2 separate regions of the Homo sapiens genome follow, and region 2 is linked to region 1. A link is an interaction called in ENCODE POLR2A ChIA-PET data of the cell type or tissue named here. Cell type or tissue: GM12878. All regions are shown on one strand.

Region 1 (4,000 bases):
TATCCAATTAAATGAACATAAATTATACTGCCTACATAGATTGGAAAAATATCTTTTGGTGGGCCGTGTGTGTATATGCACCCATGTGTTTATGTAAAACCAAACATCAACTTACAAAAACCAGTTCAGTCTTATAGCCTTGTATAGTGTAACATACGGGCTGAGACATTTGCTTATTTGAGCCTTTTCACCCTTTATTTGTAAAAAGGAGGAGAGCCTTTAAGTGAAATGTAAACTAAACTTGGAACCCCTAAAACGATTTTGAACACTACTTGACATTTAAATGTTTATTAAAAATAAAGCAAAGTTTAAGAAGCATGTTTGGTAAAGAGTTCTTTGGCAGGAAATGGGGACCTATCAGCCAAGCTAATAGCCTTAGCTATGGCATCCATAGTAACTAAGACACGCTGCCGATGTAAATATTTATGCCAGCAAGCAGTGCTGCAGAACCCGGGCCGAGCAGTTCAGAGCAGTGAAATTAAAGCATCAGCCGCCAATGTTTGATTTATTTTGTATTATCCGGTATTCCAAGCATTACCATCATTCATCTCTTCTAGGGTTTTTCAAAATAGTTTAGCCCTAAGAACAAGAATCCTAGAAGACCAGTTTACTCGGAGTAATTCGGTACCCTCTCCCCCACAGCATGATAGATACCCAAATGAGAATAGAGAGGCTGTTATTGTTTGTCATTAGCACCCTGGAACCTTTTTCATCTTCAAAGCTCCTCGCAAAAGGGTTCATTAACCGTCGCCCTCTTTCCTGTGAGAGAGTAAACAAGTATGATTAGTCCTACTTTGACAGCGGTGGAAACTGAAGCAGAGAGGTTCTCCAACTTGTCTGAGGTCCAAGAAGGAGCTGGTGACAGAGACCAGATACCGGACCAGCACTTGGGTTTTCTGACTCACGGTTCTGGGCTCACCCCTCTCTGAGCATGCACTGAGCCTGCTCTTGCAGGTTTCTTTATCACAGGGATCTATCTACACGGTACTTTCTGCTCTCAGCTTTTTACAGTGGTGTAGAGTGCAGTGCAGCTGAAACCAGGTTAGTTGATCTTATGGTGTCATCTAGAAAAACAAGAGATGCAGATTCTGGGTCACGAAGGTAAGGTTGTACTTTTAGGGTTTGTGGTTATGGATGAAATTAACTTATCTGAGCCTTACATTGTCTCACTAGGCACAGTGCCCACTTGTTCCGTGGCACAGCCCCAGAGCTCCTGTTGAAGGAACAGACTCCAGGACTGACTTTCCACTTGATTTTCGGAGCTCGCACATCCCGAGAGATTCATGTTCAAGCTGCATTTTAGACATAGCTGGCAAGAGTATTTTCGTGGTAAACGTAAACTTACTATTGGTAAAGATTCTTAATGAGTAATTCTTAGGATTTAGTACAAAATTAGATATATTCTTTTTATTCGTAATGATATAGCATGAAGTTCTTGCGGGGTAGGAGAGAGAGGTATTCATCTGAAAACTGGCTCTGTTTTAGTGTAGACATTTGTCTACGGGGAAACAGTAGGAAAGCATCAAGAAATATTTCTTGATGTGTACAATTGAAGTGATGTTTACAATGTAGTGAAAAAAAAACCTATGCACGCATGTTCCTGATTTTAATAAAGCTCTGCAAAGATTTCCTTCCTCATTCTTTGCTTTTGATTCAGCATATGTGCTGTTGCTAAGTTAAGTGTTGGTAACCCTGTGTCCTTTGTTGGGCCAAACAAGGTTAAAATTAAGACGAAAAAAATTTCTGAGTTCATTTCAAATGGAAGGACAACATGATACCTAACACAGAAGAGAACAAATTTAGTTTTGACTTTCTGCCCTATGTCCACCTAAAGCTGTATTTCACTCACTCACTAATATTTAGAAATCACCCACTTGGTGGTTGGCTCTGTGCTTAGTGCTAAGAACTGGTCGTGTTATAGGTGCTGTGGGTGCGTGTCTGCGCTGGCTTCAGGAGGAGGGAGCAGGCCCTGTGGGGCCCAGCAAGGCCTCCCAGGAGAAGCAGTGTGTTAGCTGAAGTTTAATGAACTAATTGGTGGTCCTGGGATGCAGTTGGGAAGATGGGATGATTCAGCCTGTTGGGGTATGTGTTGGGGGTGGTTGTTGCACTGTGGTGAGAAAATTCCTGGAAAAGGGTGTATGTCAAAAGGGTGTAAGTAGCATCCCTTTATGACTGATGAAAGGAGAGCAGCCGAGAGCAGTTAAGTGGAAGGCAAGACGCAGCAGTGGCTTCTCACGCCATCTTCGTCACTACACAAGGGGAAGTTGGGCTAAGAATAAATTTGTTTTGGTTCCAGGATGAAACTCAAGAGATACAGAAGAAACTGAAAGTGATACTTTTGGCAGAGGGATAGGATAAGAGGGTTTTCAGCGTGTGTGTGTGTGTGTGTGTGTGTGTGTGTGTGTGTGTTGATGAATTTATTACTTATTAAAAAAATGTAAAGAAGGCATAGCATTAAAAGTGGGAGACATATACTGATAATGGAATCCGGGCATTGCTATCTTTCTGTGTCTTAGAAGTTACTGCTATGATTTTAGCCACTTAACTGGCTAGAACAGTTTTGAAAGGCCAAGATCATGGGTTTAAGATTTGAGACTTGGCCAAAAGGTAGCTTTCCTAGTCCTTATCGTAGAGTGCACGCTCCCAGCTTTTGCCCAGCCTATTTGGGGTGCACACGCTCATCGATGAGGGCAACAGAACACAGCATGCAGGCGGAACTGTGCAGGTCAGTCACCACTCCACCTCCTAGCCAGGGTGTCACTCCAATTCCATCATTCAGGTTTCACTGAACTTTCATGTTGGCATTTCATTTAGTTGAATGAACCAGTTTTGTTGTATTTCAGATATTCTCACTGTGTAGTTAGCCTGTTCAGTTTTTGTAGGTGAATGGTAAAGCTGTCAAAACCAGATCTGCTGAAAACCAAAATGTTCAGTGTCATCTTCAGCAGAGGGGATTATCAGAAACTTCTGGGGCAGTAAGGGAAATTTAAGAAGGAAGTTGGGGAAGGTAGGACCTCATGGCTTTGGTTTTTCTGGTGGTCCAAGAGAGGAGGCCTCTAGAGAATTGAGGGGGAACAATAAGTGACAAGCATGAAGAATGAAGAGGGAACTGACCAAGGATCGGTGAGAATAGGAGGTGGCCCAGAGGGCATGGTCAGATGTGGCTATCACAGCTGTCACAGCAAAGTCTTTATGTACTCCGAGAACCAAGCCTTTATCATATATATGTTTTGCAGATATTTTTCTCATACTGTGGGTTGTCTTTTTCACTGTCTTGATGGTATCATTTGCAGCACACGTTTTTAATTTAGAGGAAGACCAGTTTATCTTGATTTGTTTTCTGTCTCCTATGCTTATGGTGTCATAGCTATGAAACCATTGTTGAATCCAGACTTACTCTTACACATTCTTCTAAGAGTTTTTTAATATGAATTCTCTTACATTTGGTCTTTGTTCCATTTCATGTTAGTTTTTATATAGGGTGTGAGGTAAGGGTCCAACTTCCTTTATTTGCATGTGAATATCCAGTTTTCCCAGAACCATTTGTTGAAAAAACAATTATTTCCCTCATTGAATGGATTTGGCACACTTGTTGAAAGTCAATGGACCATAAAAGGGTTTATTTCTGGATTCTCTATTCCATTGGTCTGTATGTCTGTCCTTATGTCTGTACCACACTGTCTTGATTACTGTAGCTCTGTTGTAAGCTTTAAAATCAGGAAGTGTGAACTCTCCTACTTTGTTCTTTTTTTCAAAATTGTTTTGGTATTTTGGGTCCCTTTTGGTATATTGGGTCCATTTTATTCAATGATGTAATGATATGTGTGTTTCCATATGAATTTTAGGATCAGCTTAGCAATGTTCCTTGTCTCTTTCTTCTAATTCTGTAGCCTTTCCTGGGTTAGAATCAGTTAGACTAGGACTAGGACAGTGCTCCCTGGAATCTGCCCAGTAGCTGCTCTGACTGTGAGCAGAGAACCTGTGGGCATCTGGGCACTTA
Region 2 (4,000 bases), 170 kb after region 1:
CCTGGTCCAAATAAGGAAGGCCAGAGGAACCTTTGACAATGCAGAAACCAAGAAAGAGTTTGGACCAGTAGTTATAGATTATGGCAAGGTGAGCCCTGCTGTCTGGTTGAAAGGTGTCACGGGTAGTGTAAAAGCAACATTTCTGTTAGACTGATATTCATTTGAAGGATAAACACGCCAGCAGGAAAGAGCTGATGATGTGTTGTGTGCTATTTCACCCTCAGGTACAATCTAAGGTGAACTTGAAATATGACTCTTGGCATAAGGAGGTTCTTAGCAAATTTGGGCAGATGCTAGGATCAAACATGACGGAATTCCATTCCCAGATCTCAAAGGTGAGGACATAGGATTCTGCCTCTGTAACCGGTCTACTGGTGAACCCCAGCTCTGTGATGAAATACTCCCCTCTCTCTGAACAGTCCCGCCAAGAGTTGGAGCAGCACTCAGTAGACACGGCCAGCACCTCCGATGCAGTGACCTTCATCACCTATGTGCAGTCTTTGAAACGGAAGATCAAGCAGTTTGAGAAGCAAGTTGAGGTGAGCTCTGTGCATATTTAAAAATTTTTGGCTGGGCGTGGTGGCTCACGCCTGTAATCCCAGCACTTTGGGAGGCCGAGGCGGGCGGATCACGAGGTCAGGAGATCGAGACCATCCTGGCTAACACGGTGAAATGCTGTCTCTACTAAAAATACAAAAAATTAGCCGGGTGTGGTGGCGGGTACCTGTGGTCCCAGCTACTCAGGAGGCTGAGGCAGGAGAATGGCATGAACCCGGGAGGCAGAGCTTGCAGTGAGCCGAAATTGTGCCACTGCATTCCAGCCTGGGCAACAGAGTGAGACTCCGTCTCAAAAAAAAAAAAAAAAATTACACTAGATCTCTAGTTTAATTTGGCTTCTATAGTATTTTGCATTCTAAGAGAATGACCTGACTCAACCCTTAAGGCACTCTTTTCTTAGTATGGCCCACAGATCATCTCTGTTACAACAGCCTGATGTGCTTGTTAAAACTTAGTGTAGGCCAGGCACGGTGGCTCATGCCTGTAATCCCAGAACTTTGGGAGGCCAAGGTGGGCAGATCACCTGAAGTCAGGAGTTTGAGACCAGCCTGGCCAACATAGTGAAACCCCATCTCTACAAAAAATATACAAAAAATTACCTGAGTGTGGTGGCATGTGCCTGTAGTCCCAGCTACTCGGGAGGCTGAGGCAGGAGAATCGCTTGAAGCTGGGAGGCGGAGGTTGCAGTGAGCTGAGATTGTGCCACTGCACTCCAGCCTGGGTGACAGAGCAAGACTCTATCTCAAAAAACTAAATAAATAATGAAAAACTCAGTGCAGATACTGGGCATCTAGGTTTTTCTTTTCTTTTCTTTTCTTTTTTTTTTTTGAGATGGAGTCTCGCTCTGTCACCCAGGTTGGGGTACAGTGGTGTGATCTCGGCTCACTGCAGCCTCTGCCTCCTAGGTTCAAGCGATTCTCCTGCCTCAGCCTCCCGAGTAGCTGGAATTACAGGCGCCCACCACCATGCCCGGCTAATTTTTGTATTTTTAGCAGAGACGGGGTTTCTCCTTGTTGGCCAGGGTGGTCTCGAACTCCTGGCCTCAAGTGATCTGCCCGCCTTGACCTCCCAAAGTGCTGGGATTACAGGCATGAGCCACCATGCCCGGCCAAGTATCCTTTTAATAACTTGGAATAAAGGGTGAAGCCCAGCTCCACCTTGCTTTGTATCCTGTCCGGGGCCATCCGGATGCAGTGCAGTGCAACACCCAGACCAGCTGCGGTGGGCTCTCAGAGGATGTTGCCCTCTGGCCACGATGTCTTAGGATGGATGGTTTTAGGAGAAGAGCACATGTGTTGATCTTCTGTGTTTTGTTTTGTTTGAGGCAGCATCTCACCTGTCACCCAGGCTGGAGTGCAGTGGCAGGATCCTAGCTCACTGCAGCCTCAATCTCCCGGGCTCAAACAATCCTCCCACCTCAGTCTCTTGAGTAGCTGGGACTACAGATACATGCCACCATGCCTGGCTAATTTTTTTCTTTTTAAGTAGAGATGAAGTCCTGCCATGTTGCCCAGGCTGGTCTTAAACTCCTGGACTCAAGTAATCCACCTGCCTCAGCCTCCCAAAGTGCTGGGATTACAGGCAAGAACCACTGTGTCTGGCCAGTCTTACGTGTTTTATAACTATAAAGTGCCTTCTCTTTCATGGGGCTCTAATTAATAATTTCTATCATTGTTATAGAAGAAAAAACTTGATTTATTTTTTAACTCTCAAAGCTCTACCGCAATGGCCAGCGCTTACTGGAAAAGCAAAGGTTCCAGTTCCCACCTTCCTGGCTTTATATTGACAACATCGAGGGAGAGTGGGGAGCCTTCAATGACATCATGCGGCGAAAGGACTCTGCCATTCAGCAGCAGGTGGCAAACCTGCAAATGAAGATTGTCCAGGAGGATCGGGCCGTGGAAAGCCGCACCACCGACCTGCTGACTGACTGGGAGAAGACCAAGCCTGTCACGGTGAGTCCCGCCAGGTGGGGACGCAGGAGACTCCTCACCCAGCAGTGTGATTTGGTGACTTTCTTTCAAGCCTAAAAGGCCTTGCTGTGACTGAGCTTTCTAGTATTGAAGACTCTTTTCCTTTTTGTAGTTAAAAAAGCAGATGGAGATAGCAAATGTGAAAATATGAAGCCCAGCTTAGACCTCTTTTTACTCAGAATGGCATTCAGTAGCTGGTTTTAAGGATTAAAGTTTTTCTGTTCTTAGATCATTCTCTTACGTAGATATGCGCAGAAATTAGAGTTTAATTTCCTGTAGACAAAGGCCAAGCTTTCCACTGCTGCTGCTAGTTAATTTAATTTTGGTTGGATGGTCTCTGTTTTTGCCAGTGCTGCCAGTGGATTGTGGGGAGGCAGGTTCTGTTGTCTTCGTCATTGTAGCCATTTAAACCTTCCACCACCCAGAAACTGCCACATCCACTTTTCTTCATGCATTGAAGTATTTATTGAGCACCGACTGTGTTCCAGGCCTTGTTCTAGGTCATTGAGATATAGCAGTGAGTGAAAAGGACAAGAGCCTCCTACCTTCATGGAATCACGCTCCGTGGGAGAGAGAAAAAAAATGAGCAAGAAGAGACAGGAAAGGCAGGTGGTGGTGCTGCTGCGACAGAAGCAGATGAGAGGGCGCTGGCTCAGTGGCTACTGCTGTGCCTGGGAGGGTGGTGTGGAAGGGGGCTGGCAACTCATGCTGATAGCAGAGGTGATGTAGATAACAGTGTGTGTGGTTACTGGAAGTGGAATTCAAAATTTTATTTATTTTATTTTTTGCTCCCTTTGTTATTTTTATTTGTTATTTTCTAAGAGTGCATGAAATTATCTGGAGAGCATATAAATACAAATGCCTGGACCCCTCTCCCCTCTATAAACGCTGATCCGATAACACAAACGCCTGGACCCCTCTCCCCTCTATAGGCGCTGATCCGATAATACAAACGCCTGGACCCCTCTCCCCTCTATAAACGCTGATCCGATAACACAAACGCCTGGACCCCTCTCCCCTCTATAAGAGCTGATCCGATAATACAAACGCCTGGACCCCTCTCCCCTCTATAAACGCTGATCTGATAATACAAACGCCTGGACCCCTCTCCCCTTTATAAATGCTGATCCAATTGGGTTATGGTGGGTCCCAGGCGATTGGTTTGTTTTCTTTTTAATTTTCAAATTTTTATTTATTTAGGGAATATAAGCATAGAAAAGACAAATGGAAAAGATGTGAACATATTTTGAATATTAATCTGTTTTTCTCATTTGGGGATGTAAGTTTCCCACAGTAGGCCTAATGACAATGACAGATTTAGCCTTCCACAAAGATCTGCTGGTTAATTGTCCCATCCTGCCTGTAACCGTTTCCGTGCTGCTGGGCCCCTGCAGGTTCTACTGTGTGCTTAATTTTGATTTGATGGTCTCTGCTTTTGCCAGTGCTGCTGTTACTGCTAGGTTATGAGT

Evidence for each region. Peaks named below come from ENCODE experiments on the same cell type or tissue, not always from the same donor. Only the 100,000 strongest peaks of a DNase experiment are listed, where the experiment ranks them.
Region 2: POLR2A ChIA-PET joins it to region 1 with 5 read pairs; 2 of 35 experiments call an interaction of 5 or more read pairs at or near these places.

Annotation. Positions count from the first base shown.
Region 1 is chr14:101,822,841-101,826,840 of GRCh38, forward strand. All of the region lies in intron 3 of PPP2R5C (protein phosphatase 2 regulatory subunit B'gamma), which reads left to right. Among named protein-coding and RNA genes, the nearest start is that of PPP2R5C, 63 kb to the left of the region's middle. RefSeq lists enhancers at 2,147-2,296, 2,357-2,406. In GM12878, no CTCF peak of the experiment used is centred here; DNase peaks (open chromatin) are centred at 1,041, 2,251 and 3,041; H3K4me3 peaks cover 3,858 bases; H3K27ac peaks cover 4,000 bases.
Region 2 is chr14:101,994,762-101,998,761 of GRCh38, forward strand. It overlaps DYNC1H1 (dynein cytoplasmic 1 heavy chain 1), which reads left to right. Exons shown (of 78, transcript NM_001376.5): 13 at 1-88; 14 at 225-335; 15 at 420-539; 16 at 2,274-2,513. Among named protein-coding and RNA genes, the nearest start is that of DYNC1H1, 32 kb to the left of the region's middle. In GM12878, no CTCF peak of the experiment used is centred here; no DNase peak of the experiment used is centred here.